Regions from separate parts of the Homo sapiens genome. Here all the other regions are linked to region 1. The links are chromatin contacts, found by Hi-C or POLR2A ChIA-PET in ENCODE. All regions are on one chromosome and are shown on one strand. Each heading gives the region's core, a stretch centred on a gene start or an enhancer-like site at or near the end of the contact. The rest is flanking DNA. Distances are from core to core; before and after follow the strand shown. Region 1 overlaps ITGA2 (integrin subunit alpha 2). Region 2 overlaps PELO-AS1 (PELO antisense RNA 1). Region 3 overlaps PELO-AS1 (PELO antisense RNA 1). Region 4 holds the start of PELO-AS1 (PELO antisense RNA 1).

Evidence for each region. Hi-C counts contacts between places; a loop is a spot of excess contacts on that map. ChIA-PET counts read pairs that join two places held with the same protein, here RNA polymerase II (POLR2A). Pooled maps may share reads with other maps.
Region 2: a pooled map shows a loop between it and region 1 (3-fold over the local background). The contact joins two enhancer-like sites. A Hi-C loop is called at or near these places in 3 of 50 pooled maps. POLR2A ChIA-PET finds 5 or more read pairs at or near these places in 3 of 52 experiments (WTC11 and activated naive CD4-positive, alpha-beta T cell).
Region 3: a loop to region 1 is called in a map of aorta, with 8 times the contacts of the local background. The contact joins two enhancer-like sites. A Hi-C loop is called at or near these places in 26 of 168 maps with a recorded cell type or tissue (B cell, CD4-positive, alpha-beta T cell, CD4-positive, alpha-beta memory T cell and 18 more), 24 of 37 single-sample maps with no recorded cell type and 41 of 50 pooled maps. POLR2A ChIA-PET finds 5 or more read pairs at or near these places in 2 of 52 experiments (activated naive CD4-positive, alpha-beta T cell and naive thymus-derived CD8-positive, alpha-beta T cell).
Region 4: a map of dorsolateral prefrontal cortex shows a loop between it and region 1 (2.9-fold over the local background). The contact joins the promoter of PELO-AS1 here to the enhancer-like site in region 1. A Hi-C loop is called at or near these places in 6 of 168 maps with a recorded cell type or tissue (CD8-positive, alpha-beta T cell, GM12878, K562 and 3 more), 2 of 37 single-sample maps with no recorded cell type and 12 of 50 pooled maps. POLR2A ChIA-PET finds 5 or more read pairs at or near these places in 4 of 52 experiments (OCI-LY7, activated naive CD4-positive, alpha-beta T cell and naive thymus-derived CD8-positive, alpha-beta T cell).

Annotation. Positions count from the first base shown.
Region 1 is chr5:53,086,391-53,089,309 of GRCh38, reverse strand. ITGA2 (integrin subunit alpha 2) reads right to left here. Exons shown (of 30, transcript NM_002203.4): 28 at 2,269-2,358. Among named protein-coding and RNA genes, the nearest start is that of MOCS2, 22 kb to the left of the region's middle. Within about 2 kb of position 1,494, at least 2 of the 41 ENCODE cell types and tissues checked have a DNase peak (open chromatin) inside an H3K27ac peak, as active enhancers do; they include dorsolateral prefrontal cortex, where a contact is called at or near this core.
Region 2 is chr5:52,742,512-52,745,430 of GRCh38, reverse strand. All of the region lies in intron 2 of PELO-AS1 (PELO antisense RNA 1), which reads left to right. Among named protein-coding and RNA genes, the nearest start is that of ITGA1, 44 kb to the left of the region's middle. Within about 2 kb of position 1,375, at least 3 of the 41 ENCODE cell types and tissues checked have a DNase peak (open chromatin) inside an H3K27ac peak, as active enhancers do.
Region 3 is chr5:52,782,037-52,784,955 of GRCh38, reverse strand. The region is part of intron 2 of PELO-AS1 (PELO antisense RNA 1); the gene reads left to right. Among named protein-coding and RNA genes, the nearest start is that of ITGA1, 4.4 kb to the left of the region's middle. Within about 2 kb of position 1,460, at least 2 of the 41 ENCODE cell types and tissues checked have a DNase peak (open chromatin) inside an H3K27ac peak, as active enhancers do.
Region 4 is chr5:52,799,304-52,802,222 of GRCh38, reverse strand. It overlaps PELO-AS1 (PELO antisense RNA 1), which reads left to right and starts at 1,410. Exons shown (of 5, transcript NR_186455.1): 1 at 1,410-1,531. All of the region lies in intron 1 of ITGA1 (integrin subunit alpha 1), which reads right to left. PELO (pelota mRNA surveillance and ribosome rescue factor) reads right to left here. Exons shown (of 3, transcript NM_015946.5): 2 at 1,103-2,338; 3 at 1-814. The coding sequence starts at 1,828. The coding sequence ends at 383. RefSeq lists enhancers at 900-1,599, 1,600-2,298.

The DNA of each region.
Region 1 (2,919 bases), core at 245-2,744:
TTTTAATTAATTAGGGGAAATTTAATTAATTGGGGAAAGTGTCTCAAGCATTCTCTTTAGAAAATATTCCTAAAGAGCTGTATTTAGAAGCAAAAGAAGAGGATAATATGTGTTTTATTTACTTGATGTAACATTAAATTGCAATGGCAGATGAGCTGCTTTTTGTCATAAATTTATGGGCTGGGCTAAACTTGCAACTGGCCTTGGTGACTGTATTTCCTTTCATTTGTATCTTCAAGAGCTAAAATGTAAGGCTTTATCAATTTATGAATAAAGTGATGATAAATTCTTGTAGCTCACTGCTTAATGGCAGTCATAAGCCTACTTCTCTCTTTTCCACAGCTTTCTAACCCAGGGAACCACGGATCCCTATGGACCCATGACTATAGCATTTTGTGGATCAGATTTTTAAGTGGGCCAGGCATTCAAATAAATTAACAGATACTTAGGAACATGTGAAGTTATTATTTAGGTTACATACCTTATTCAAAAATTTATCCAAATTATTGTTTAGATTAAAAAATTTTTCATAGACACAACTGAGTAATATTAAGCTGGTGCAAAAGTAATTGCAGTCTTTGCCATTAAAAGTACTTTCTCTTTACTTTTTTTTTTTTTTTTTTTGAGACAGAGTCTCTCTCTGTTATACAGGCTGGAGTGCAGTGGCACAATCTCAGCTCATTGCAACCTCTGCCTCGCAGGTTCAAGCGATTCTCCTGCCTCAGCCTCCTGAGTAGCTGGGATTCCAGGCGTGCACCACCACACCCAGCTAATTTTTGTATTTTTAGTAGAGACAGGTTTTCACTATGTTGGCCAAGCTGGTCTCGAACTCCCAACCTCAGGTGATTCGCCTGCCTCGGCCTCCCAAAGTGCTGGGATTATAGGTTTGAGCCACTGTGCCCAGCCTTTCTTTACTTTTAATGGCAAATACCACAATTACTTTTGCACCTAGTAATTGGCTTCTGTTATTTATTAGTATTGCTCAGAGGAAACCAATAAAAGAGGAATCTAATGGATTTATTAAAATTGTTCATTTGAATTTCCAATTGATATATTTAATACTGCTTTCTAAAAACAGTCTTCAGTAGAGTTTCACATATTGTCTGAACACTATGTTTTTCTAAAATGAGCTTTTAAAAAAAATCTATAATACTTCTCCCCTATGCTAAGTTCATAGCATTTTGAATTTGAAGTCTGCATTTCCTTTGGCTCTATTTCTGATTTTCCAGGCCCCAGTGTCTGAAGAGAGGGTGTAGGCTTTCACTGAGGCTCCTAAACCAGAGGCAGAGAAGTGTGCTCTGTTGCGTAGAATCATTTTCCCTTGGACAAGAGTGGGGCTCCAGTGCTGTGAGCTTCACTCTCAGGCATGGAGTGAGGAGGCCCATAGTTCATGGGGCCATAACTTTTTGACCAAGCCAGAGGAGTGGACTGAGGCCAACTGCCAAGCTGGCCTTGGGGGCAGACTCTTAAACTGGCTTTCAACTCCTAACACAAGCACTGGGAGGAAAATGCTCAGGGCTCTGCCAGCAGATTAGCTGGGCATGGAAATCCCACTGTATCTAAACATGGCATATTCTAACCAGAGTCAGTGCAGAGGAAAATTATCTCATGCCAGCTCTTAGAACAGAGAGCCTTTGTTTTCTGTGAAAGTACATTTCTCTGTAAAAGCTTTTTTTTTTTTTTTTATCAAGGGGACCATTTATAGTCCTCCCGAATGTAAGATCTAATGAATGGACATGCCACACAGTGTCAGTGTCTAGTTGTAAGGAGAACTATTTTTTAAAACCCTCTAATAAATGCATTATTTATTAAGCATGCTTCAGTACCTTTCTTTAAAAATTTTTCAAAATACAATTTATGATTTAAATAAGCATGATTAAGTTTTGTGGCCTAAGCTCCAGACCATTTTGTGTAAGCAGGAGGAGAAAGGAAGAACTGGTGCTGCTGGCTTAGTCATGAGAAGAGACACCATGGAGTCCCAAAGAACATAGAGCCCCTTTTGTTGTACTTCTCACTGGATCACCACCTCTAGGAAAGCCAGCTTTGCTGACATGAGTGGGGGGCATGGAGGAAGGCAAGTGTATCACTGAACTTTTTAAGTAGCACACACCCTCGCCAAAATCTCAACATAATAAACATCAGATCTTTAAAGTTTTAGTAAGATACTTCTACATACATGTAGGTAAGAAGAGTGACTATCCCAGGCTTTTAGAAGTGGAATGCCATCACAGACCCTGAGGCTCACAGGGAAGGGTGTGATATGCTCACCGTAACAGTGTTATCTTCAATCACATATATCTCAGGGTTATAGGTGTTGATTTCTGCAGCTGCCGTTAGCTGTACTGTCTGGAACGTTGACTGGAACATAAGAATAAGGAATATGTTTTATCGTAGCAGCAGCAAATGCAGAGAAGCTGGCATGCTTATGATTTATGTATTTATTTCCTGGTGGAATGTGACAAGAGCAAATGGTTCTGAAGACCCATCCAGAATCTGTGTGTGCTTAAACCAGTGCTGTGTAACAGGACTGCCCGTCAGAAATACCTCGGGTAATTTTAATACATGTCTGTCTGCACCTTGCCACCACAAATCAACTCTCTGGGGTGGGATCCAGACATGAGTAGGTTAAAATATCTCCCTGAGGAGATCTGAACTTGAGAACTGGGTTGAAAAGTGAGGATTTAAAAATGAATATTTCTAACTGGGAAGATCACAGTTCAGATTTTTTAAAAAATAAGTTTGTGACATGAGAGAAAATTGTAAACTTGGCATCTTTGTATACTTACCTGAATAAGTCACACAATGGAATGGAAAACCAACATTTAAAAGGTAAGAGAACTTTCCTTCTGGGTACATGTGTGTAAAATGATAGTGTTTAAAAGTGCACTTGAACTTGACCACCCATGGCCCTGAACCTTT
Region 2 (2,919 bases), core at 126-2,625, 340 kb after region 1:
GGGACTCAGACTGGCTCTCCTTGCTCCTCAGCTTGCAGATGGCCTATTGTGGGACCTTGTGATCATGTAAGTTAATACTTAATAAACTCCCCATATATATATATAGAGAGAGAGTTTTGTCCCTCTAGAGAACCCTGACTAATACACTAGGGTAGGCCCCTAATTCAATATGACTAGTGTCCTTACAAAAAGGGAAATTTAGATACATAAATGCACACATGAAGAATACCATGTGCACATCAAGGCAGAGATGGGGTGATGCATCTATAAGTCAAGGAATGCCAAAGATTTCTGGCAAGCCACTAGATGCTAGGGGAGAGGCATGGAACAGATTCTTTCTCAGAAACCTCAGGAGGAACCAAACCTGCCAACACCTTGATCTTGGACTTTGATGTGGTTTGGCTGTGTCCCCATCCAAATCTCATCTTGAATTGTAGCTCCATAATCCCCATGTGTTGTGGAAGGGACCCAGTGGGAGGTAATTGAATCACGGGGGTGGGTTTCTCCTGTGCTGTTCTTGTGATAGTGACTTTGCTCCTCCTTCGCCTTCCACCATGATTGTGAGGCCTCCCCAGTTACGTGGAACTGTAAGTCTATTAAACCTATTTTTCTTGATAAATTACCCAGTCTCGGGTATTTCTTCATAGCAGTATGAAATTGGACTAATATAGACTTCAAACCTTCAGGGCAATACATTTCTGTTGTTTAAGCCAACCAGTGTGCGGTACTTTTTAAGGCAGACCTAGTAAACAATGCATGCTGTTAAACATAAAATTTGTATTCCTAGTTAGACAGAAGACCACTTCTTTTTTTCAAAATTATATTTTGAACTTGATTGATTATGTCACTTATCACATAGTCTCTATATTTTCTTGACCATCCAAATAAGTTGAATGATGAAAACTTTGTCATTTTTCTATATTTTGAAATATCAACTAGAATAATGTATATGAGATATGGACTATATATGAGATACGGAACACCCTCAGTTCACAAACTCCACCCACTTCATACACAACGTGCTTAGCAAGCAAATTAAATTCACAGATATACCAGTTTGAACTTATTTTGTTCTCATTTTCCTTTATTAGTGGTTTGACCCTGGCTTAACCTTGGTTTTGATTCCTTAAAAGGGATAAAATTTGGCCTAGCTCCCAGTTATATTTGGCCTTTTGCAAGTTGAGTCTTCCTTAGAACTTCCTTCCTCCCAATCCATGCCAATTAATTCATCAATCTTTTCTTAACTAACATTTCTGTAATCTCTGTGCATTTTTGTCAACTACTTCTGAGGCACCCATGTGAGTCAGCCACTGTGCTAGCACTGAAAATATAGCAGTAAGAAAGGAAAAAACAGCCGTCTGACACTGGGTTGAGGTTTACAGAAGAGTCACAGTGCAACCTTTTGTGGCTTGAATTTTTGTGCTGTCTTCTCTTTGCTGCAAACTGCTATGATTACTTTAGTGATGAACCAATTCAGGCTTGAGTATGTATCACCTACTTACTGACACAGAAGATCCTGAAATTCTGAGTATATAAAGCTAATGAATAAAAGGTATGGGATCAAAAATTTCTTCCAGGCTAATATCCCCACTACTCCAGCAACCTAAGCCACCCACTTCTCTTCTTTTTAATTATTAAAAACGTTTTTGTTTTTATACATGTACAGAGTTTAAGAAATCAGATAGAGATAAAAGTGCCCTGTTAGAAAGCAGTGGTCCCTTCTCCTACCCACTCTACCCAATGCTCCAGCCTTAGGCCCCAGAGCAACCATTTTCAACTCTTCAACTTTTTCACCCTATTTCCTCCACATTTATAGATAATATTACTGATATGTCTTCATATGTCACGATTATGTATGATTTACTAGCTTCCTTTGGTAGTCATTGAAAAATGTTGCGCTTCTCAGCATTCCCTTGCCATCACCACACCCCGACTTGCCTTTTCTTCAGCCTCCCAGCATAGCTCTACCACACATTCTCTTTAAACAAGCATGTTAGCATGGTTATGGTTACATAAATAACATCCATCGCTTTTCCAAGTTTATTTCTCAGACAACTTTTGGCTTTTCCTAGAGTTAATCATTGCCTTTTTGAAAAGACCTCAGTTTATAATGCAGACTTTGAATAATCACTCTATTTTTAGCTAAGTGCCTTCCCAGGGCCTTGCTTATCCTGATCTCTAGTGGCCCTAAACCCTGAGACCCTCAAGGCTTCTGCAGAGGGAAATGACTCACGGTCTTTGGTGCCTTTCCCCTGTGGAGACTTCAGCAGTCACTTCCTTTGCTCTATTCAGTCAGTAACCAGTCCTATATCTACTTTGCAGTATCAATACCACTTTTTCTACATTATAATTTTAAAGTAATTTAATAAAGAAAAAGAAGTTAACATGTATGTTCAGAGGCCCCAAATTCCTCTTAATAATAATAAATTTATCTCTTCTGGACTTAAGACTAACAGATGTCTCTCACAAAGCCACCACAGAGGTAGACTCATTAAATCTCATGTCAAACATCTAATATAAAATTCTACTCTTTTGGGTTTTTTTTTTTTTTACCTTCTCTCTGCCTGTCTCTCCCTTTCTCTCAACTTTTTCCATTTTCCCAGTGGCCCTTAGATTGAGGGAAAGAGGTAAAATTGTATAATCTGCTCACTGGGTGAATATATACCAATTGTTATACTAGAAAATTAGAGAGGCACCCAGGTGGCAATAACTTCCCTTATCTCAGTTCATCCATGACAAATGAAAGATTTTCTGAGATGATAAAGCAGCACAAATTATCCTAAAAAGAGAAAAGCTGTTCAAAATCACGAGTCCTAAGGGATGAGTTCATCATCTCGCTTCATTTTTACTGATAGCCTGAATTTACATGCCAATATGTTTGGATAATTAAATGAAATGCCTCCTTTAGTTCAGGTGTTA
Region 3 (2,919 bases), core at 211-2,710, 300 kb after region 1:
AATCATTCTTCTCTGTAAATAGAAGAATTGGTATTAAACAGACCATGTAAACAGGGCAGGCTCTGCGTGTGGTAGACCCTGTAGGAAGTGGTGAAATTTGATGGCCATCAGAAGAGGAACTTTAATGTCCGCCTAAAAATATCTCCATCAACTCCTATTATTATTTCTGGAATCCTCGCTTTAAAAATATTTACCTTGGATTAGGGAATTATCTTGAAGATAGTTCTATAAAATGGGTATGCATGAAGACATCAGAACCCATTATAACGTTCACATGAATTTGCTTTTCAAATTGGCTGGCCGTCAGAGGTTTTTTTTTTTTTTTTTTTTTTTTAATTTTTTTACAAGAGAAGAACATTCCGCTAAGAGGTTGGGGGAATAGAAGAGGTTCTAGAACTCCGTGTCTAATGTATGCCAGGGTTCTTTAGCAGTAAGATTATAGGTTCTCAAAGCTACAGGATAAATAAGGTACTCCCACCTGGGTAGTGGGGGTGGTGCTGATTTTACTCAAAAATAAATAATTTAAAAATTGTTGTTTGCTAAAATAACAGATTTTTATAAGAAATATTTTTAAATCATGTTTTCTTTTTAAAAGTCAAATATGAGATTTTAAATACATTTTAAGGTAGCATCAAAGTGTGGTTTTACCCCAACCCCATCCCCTCCACTCTCAGGTGTTAGGGGTAGGTGGAAGTGTACAGAACTGCTTCCGTTTTTACAAAGATTTTATGAAGATTTGGATTTTTAAGTTTTAGTATGTAAGCACTTAGGGGAATATACCCCAAAACAGTGGGGCTAACTCACAAAGCTAACTCATATGGAAAACTTAGTCTAGTTCAATAATTTTTAATTTTCTGGCATATATTGGGCTCCAGGGCTATGTTCTGCAGAGGCAAAAATGGATACAACAGTTGTTATTCCACTGCAAACCTGCTGTTCATTAATTTCTTTCACTTGTAACTAGGAAGAGAAAATAAGTAGTTTTGTGCTCAATTGTAACATTGGCATATTTCATTTTAAGCCTATTAAATTAAACAGTCTAGTGAAATTATCCTAATAGTTGTTGTTGATATACCTTGAGAACCTATGATTGCTTCCTCTCTGACCAAAATAAAGTCACAGTGATATGGAACTTAAACTTCACCATGAGCCAACCATTTGTTTTTTGTTATTACGTAATATTCCTGTGTGTTTTTTCACTTAAAATATAAAATAGGTGTTTCTCCCTCCCTATTTCCTGAACAAGCCTGTGCCAGAAACCTTGTCCAAAGACATTTGGGCAACTGGTACTTAAGAAAAAACAAAAAAACAAAATACTTGACTTCAGAATCCTGGTGAGGAACAGTTCTCAACACTATAGGAAACTTCCTTGGACTTACTGGCAGACTTCAACATGAGTGACACACCAGGGCTGCAGCAGGGGAGGGTGGACCAGGGTGGTGCCCTGGCAGGAATGTTCAATTCGTGGCATTCTATGACTCAGAATAACAACCACTGATGAGCAGTAACATTTTAGCTGCATTGCTGGGTCCCTTAATTTGAAATATGACTTAATTATATTTAAGCTGTTATGCAATTCTAGGATCATTTGAACAGGTTGATTTAATTATTTTCTTTTAACCAATTTGTAAAAAGTTAAATAAAGTAAGTGGGCTCTAAAATCCCAGAATTACAACAAAAAATGATTAATTAGTATTTCAAACCAAGGAGACTGGCATTTCTTGTGGTAGGACTGGGTCACTAAACACATGTGTGGGGAAATACCATTTGTCTTTAATACAAAATAAATGCATCAAGGGAAGGGAGTCTATTATTTGGCTCTGAGATAATAACACTTACATAGCTTATTTTACAATAATGTGACCATTTTTTATCTTCTCTCCTAGATCATAATCTATACAATGATAGTAATTACTAATGTTTGTTCTCTGCAGCATCTGTGCTCATGTAATGCACTGAAACACTTACAAAGTTACTTCTCTGCAGGAGGAAGTCTCTTAGATCCTGGGGAATCAGAGATGTTGAAGTGCTAGGCCCTAACCTCAGGAATATTCACAGGCTACGTAGAGACAACATACATAGAATGATCTAATTGCATCTGATCCCTATAATAGAGAATAAATAAAGTCAAGGCTTTCAAATAGATGATGGCACTGAAATTTAACCTTGCAGGGAGTGGGCAGGGGATTTTATAGGTAGAGAAAAAGGTAATGGGCATTCTATGCAGAGGTAACATGAAAATAGATGAAGAGACTGGAATAGAAGTTAAGAAAAGTGAGTGAAGCTGAGACCAGATTGGAAAGGATCTTAGAAAGATACCAGGGAATTTGGGCTTCTTATAAGCACAGAATATTTTCACAGTTCTTATTGACATATACAAACAAGTTTTTTATTCTGTTTTTGTTTTTCTCTCTTATTTGTTTTCTGAGGTGGCTTGATTTTTATCTTAGTTTTGTAGTAGAGGGGATGAAATATATCATATGCAAGAAGTATACTGTGAAACTTTTATACAATGAAATTTAATGTAATGCCTTCTGTAAATAAATGTATTATTATTTATTATAAATAAAATTATTTGCATTACCAGAATAAAGCTGTAAAAGTGGACATTTGTCTCTGGTGAGAAAGCATAGGCTAGAAGAATAATCCTTGGTGATTCTTTTAAAATTGGAAGAAGATAAAAATGAAGCAACTCGTAATGGTACCCAAAAAAGCTTTAAACACTTTAATTGAACACCATATGATAGATATTTAAACATTAGTAAATGTATGCCATCAATATTGGCCATTTTAAGTTTTTTAGGGGAAGGCAAAGTAAATTACTGGGATGGAGGGGCCATTAAATCATTATCATCCAGGTCTTTGTTTTGTGGGGTGGGGACTGCTTTTAAAGGCCCTGCGTGGTTGGAGGAAAGCTCA
Region 4 (2,919 bases), core at 161-2,660, 290 kb after region 1:
GATAGCAAAAGCTTTTTCTAAGGAAAACTGTTTCAAAGCATGCAGTGTGAAATTTTGCAATCTATCCCAAACAATATACTGCATAGGCATCGTCTTTAAATACACACATTTTCTGTTTCCAAGTACTACAGATAACTCATAATTCCTATAAAAAATTACACAATTTAATCAAGATGGTAGTACGTGGAGATTATTTCCTTTTAGTTTATTGTTTAAATACATGTCTTGCCAATCACAAAATATCTAGTGTAGCCAAAGACATAAGAAATCCCTGTATGAATCAAAAAGTGCCATTCTTGCAGCTTTCTGTCACAAGGATGCTGAGAAATGTACTGTAACAGTTTAGGAAACACAAGATTGTCTCAATTTTAAGTTTCAATCATTAATCCTCTTCAGAACTGGAATCACCCTCTTGGTCAGAAAGTTCGGGAACAGGGAAGCGGAGAATGGCAGCTACCCCAGTCAACTGGCTGAGCTGTTCCCCAGAAACGTGAAGACTAGAGAATATCCTAACGGTGCCTGCATTCTCTTTCACACTGTCCACCAGCCTCACATACCGGCTCCGTGTGGCTACATCCTGATGCCTGAAGAGCTCATCGCTGATGAGCAATGTGTCAATTGCCATGGCTTCATTGGCCTTCTCCACCTGCTTGAGTCCATAGAAAGCTCGATCCGGTTCATGCTGTAACATTTTATAGAAGTCATCCAAGGCTTTGACTTCCCCAGCAGCTTTAGTGTCTGAAAGGCGGCTAGCCACAGTAGGGTCACAAAGGGCCTCTTTCAGGGAGTACTTGTGTCCGGAGGAGGCATGTACCTAGAATCACAATTACAAAAGTTAGGCAAAATAATCTCCTAGAACACCCATTAATCAGCTCACAAAGGCTTAAAGCCAAAAGCGCTAGTAAGGCTTCATATGTTTCAGCGAAGTTTACTCCATAAATTTGCTAGACATTTAACATTCTCTTTTTATTTCATTATCTCATGAAAATCCCAGCTAAGTAAAGACTTTCTCTTCTTATTTTTCCCAGTTCTAAAACTTTAGGAGTAGTTTATACCAATCCCTCTGCCCATTCTTAATTATCCCTGGGTAAGATTGTTTTACCTGAAGAAATTTGGACCGGTTTTCCAGGAGCAGTTTGTTGTCGGTCTTCACTGCTTGTTGAAACAGGTAGTCGCAGAACTGCTCCCTCACAAATCCTGGGCTGGCCACCAGGATGCACTTTACAACATCAAAGTGTATGTGGCGCTGGATAGCCTGGACCACCTGTTCATAGAACCGCTCCAAGGCCCGGTCATGCTGAGAGCAATTGCCTTTCCTTTTCCTAGGGATGTTCACCTCCACCTTGGCCCGAGTGAGGGTCATGCTGGGAGTGACTAAGCAGATATGGGCGAGGCCTTCCTGCATGACCACAGCCGCCACATCAGCGCTCCAGGCTGGGTCACAGGCCTGCTCGATGCGCTCCAGTACCACACTATCCCACTGCTTCTTGGCCAGGGTGAACTGGCGGTTGGGCTCCAGCTCGATGGTGTGGTAAGCCCCCATCTTGACATACTCATTCTCTTGGATGTTGGTCCCCTTAACCCGCAGCTGGCAGGCTTGAGAGTCGAAGTCGATGGCCTCCACGCAGAGAGTGAGGGTAGTGCGGACCCGGTTGCTGCCCACGCTGCCCGTGGAGGACTCTGTCTGTACCTTGCGGATGGTGGAGGCGCGCAGGCTGTCGCCCACCTGCACGAGGTTGTAAGTGTGCCACATGTCCTCAGGCTCCTCGGGGACCAGGGTCACCTGGCCCGCATTGTCCTTCTCGATGTTCTTCCTCACGAGCTTCATGGCCAAGGAAGGGGCTCACTGACAGAACCAAAGGAACCAAGGAGGTCCTCACCTCCGCCCCGGGAGAGGGGATGGGAATGCAGGCCAGGAAGGGGGCGGGGCCCGGTTTCTAAGGGCACTTGCCTGGCGGGAAGGAAACACGCTTGCTTCGACTCATGCAGCCTAGGGCAGCACTTCCTCTATCCTTTCCTCTCTCAGTCTCCCGGCGCGCTGCGTCTAACAGGCTCGGGGAACACTGCAGCGAAAATCTACCCCTACACAGTTCCCGCTGGCAGCACGCAACAGCGGGCTGACGAAATGAAGGCGCATGCGCAGCCCCCGTCCCGCGACCCGACGCACGTCTCCCGTCCCCAAAGGAGAGGCGGGGCCGCAGTTCGCGCGTGCGCAGGCGCACTAAGCTGTGAGGCGCTCCGGACGAATGAACTCCCTCAAGAAGGTGCACAGAGTGGTGGCGAGTCCTTTATTTTAATGCCAAACTTCAACTTCCTAAGTTTTCTCTTCCATCCCTGTCTGTGAAGAATCCGGGGAGTGTGTGAGTGCAAATACTAGTTTTACCTGCCTGCGGCTGCCACTGCAACGCTTCCCTCTGGGTAAATCCAATTTCAAAGCTTAGCAGTAAAAGTAGCTCTCAGAAGTGCAGATTTGGCCCCAACGGCCCAAACTATGCTCGTTTTTGCTCTTGCCTTATCCGCACTCGGACGCTACAAGCCTGTTGGAGCTGGTATTTAGAAGCGGTTTCTGAGAACTACTGGTCACGTTCTGTCTGGGCTCCCAGCAACGTGTCCAGCTGTTTTCTGCGCCTAGTTACCGTGTCTGCACGATCTGATTCACCCAGATGTTAAAGCGCTGGTCCCAAGAGAGAAGAAACTATGTGTGGAATTTACCCCTGGGTGGACCTCTCAGTTGCTTGACCTGATGTCCTGGGAATCCTAGGCTCCAAAGTTGGCAGCCTCAGCTTTCCGCAGCCCAGTAGCCTGTGAAATGTTTAGGTTGGGGGTTGGGTCGCAAGAGCTTAGGGCCAGATCTTCACTGCCAAAGCTAAGCTAAAAGCCGAGGCTATGGGAAGTGGGGAAAAACTATTAACTAGGACT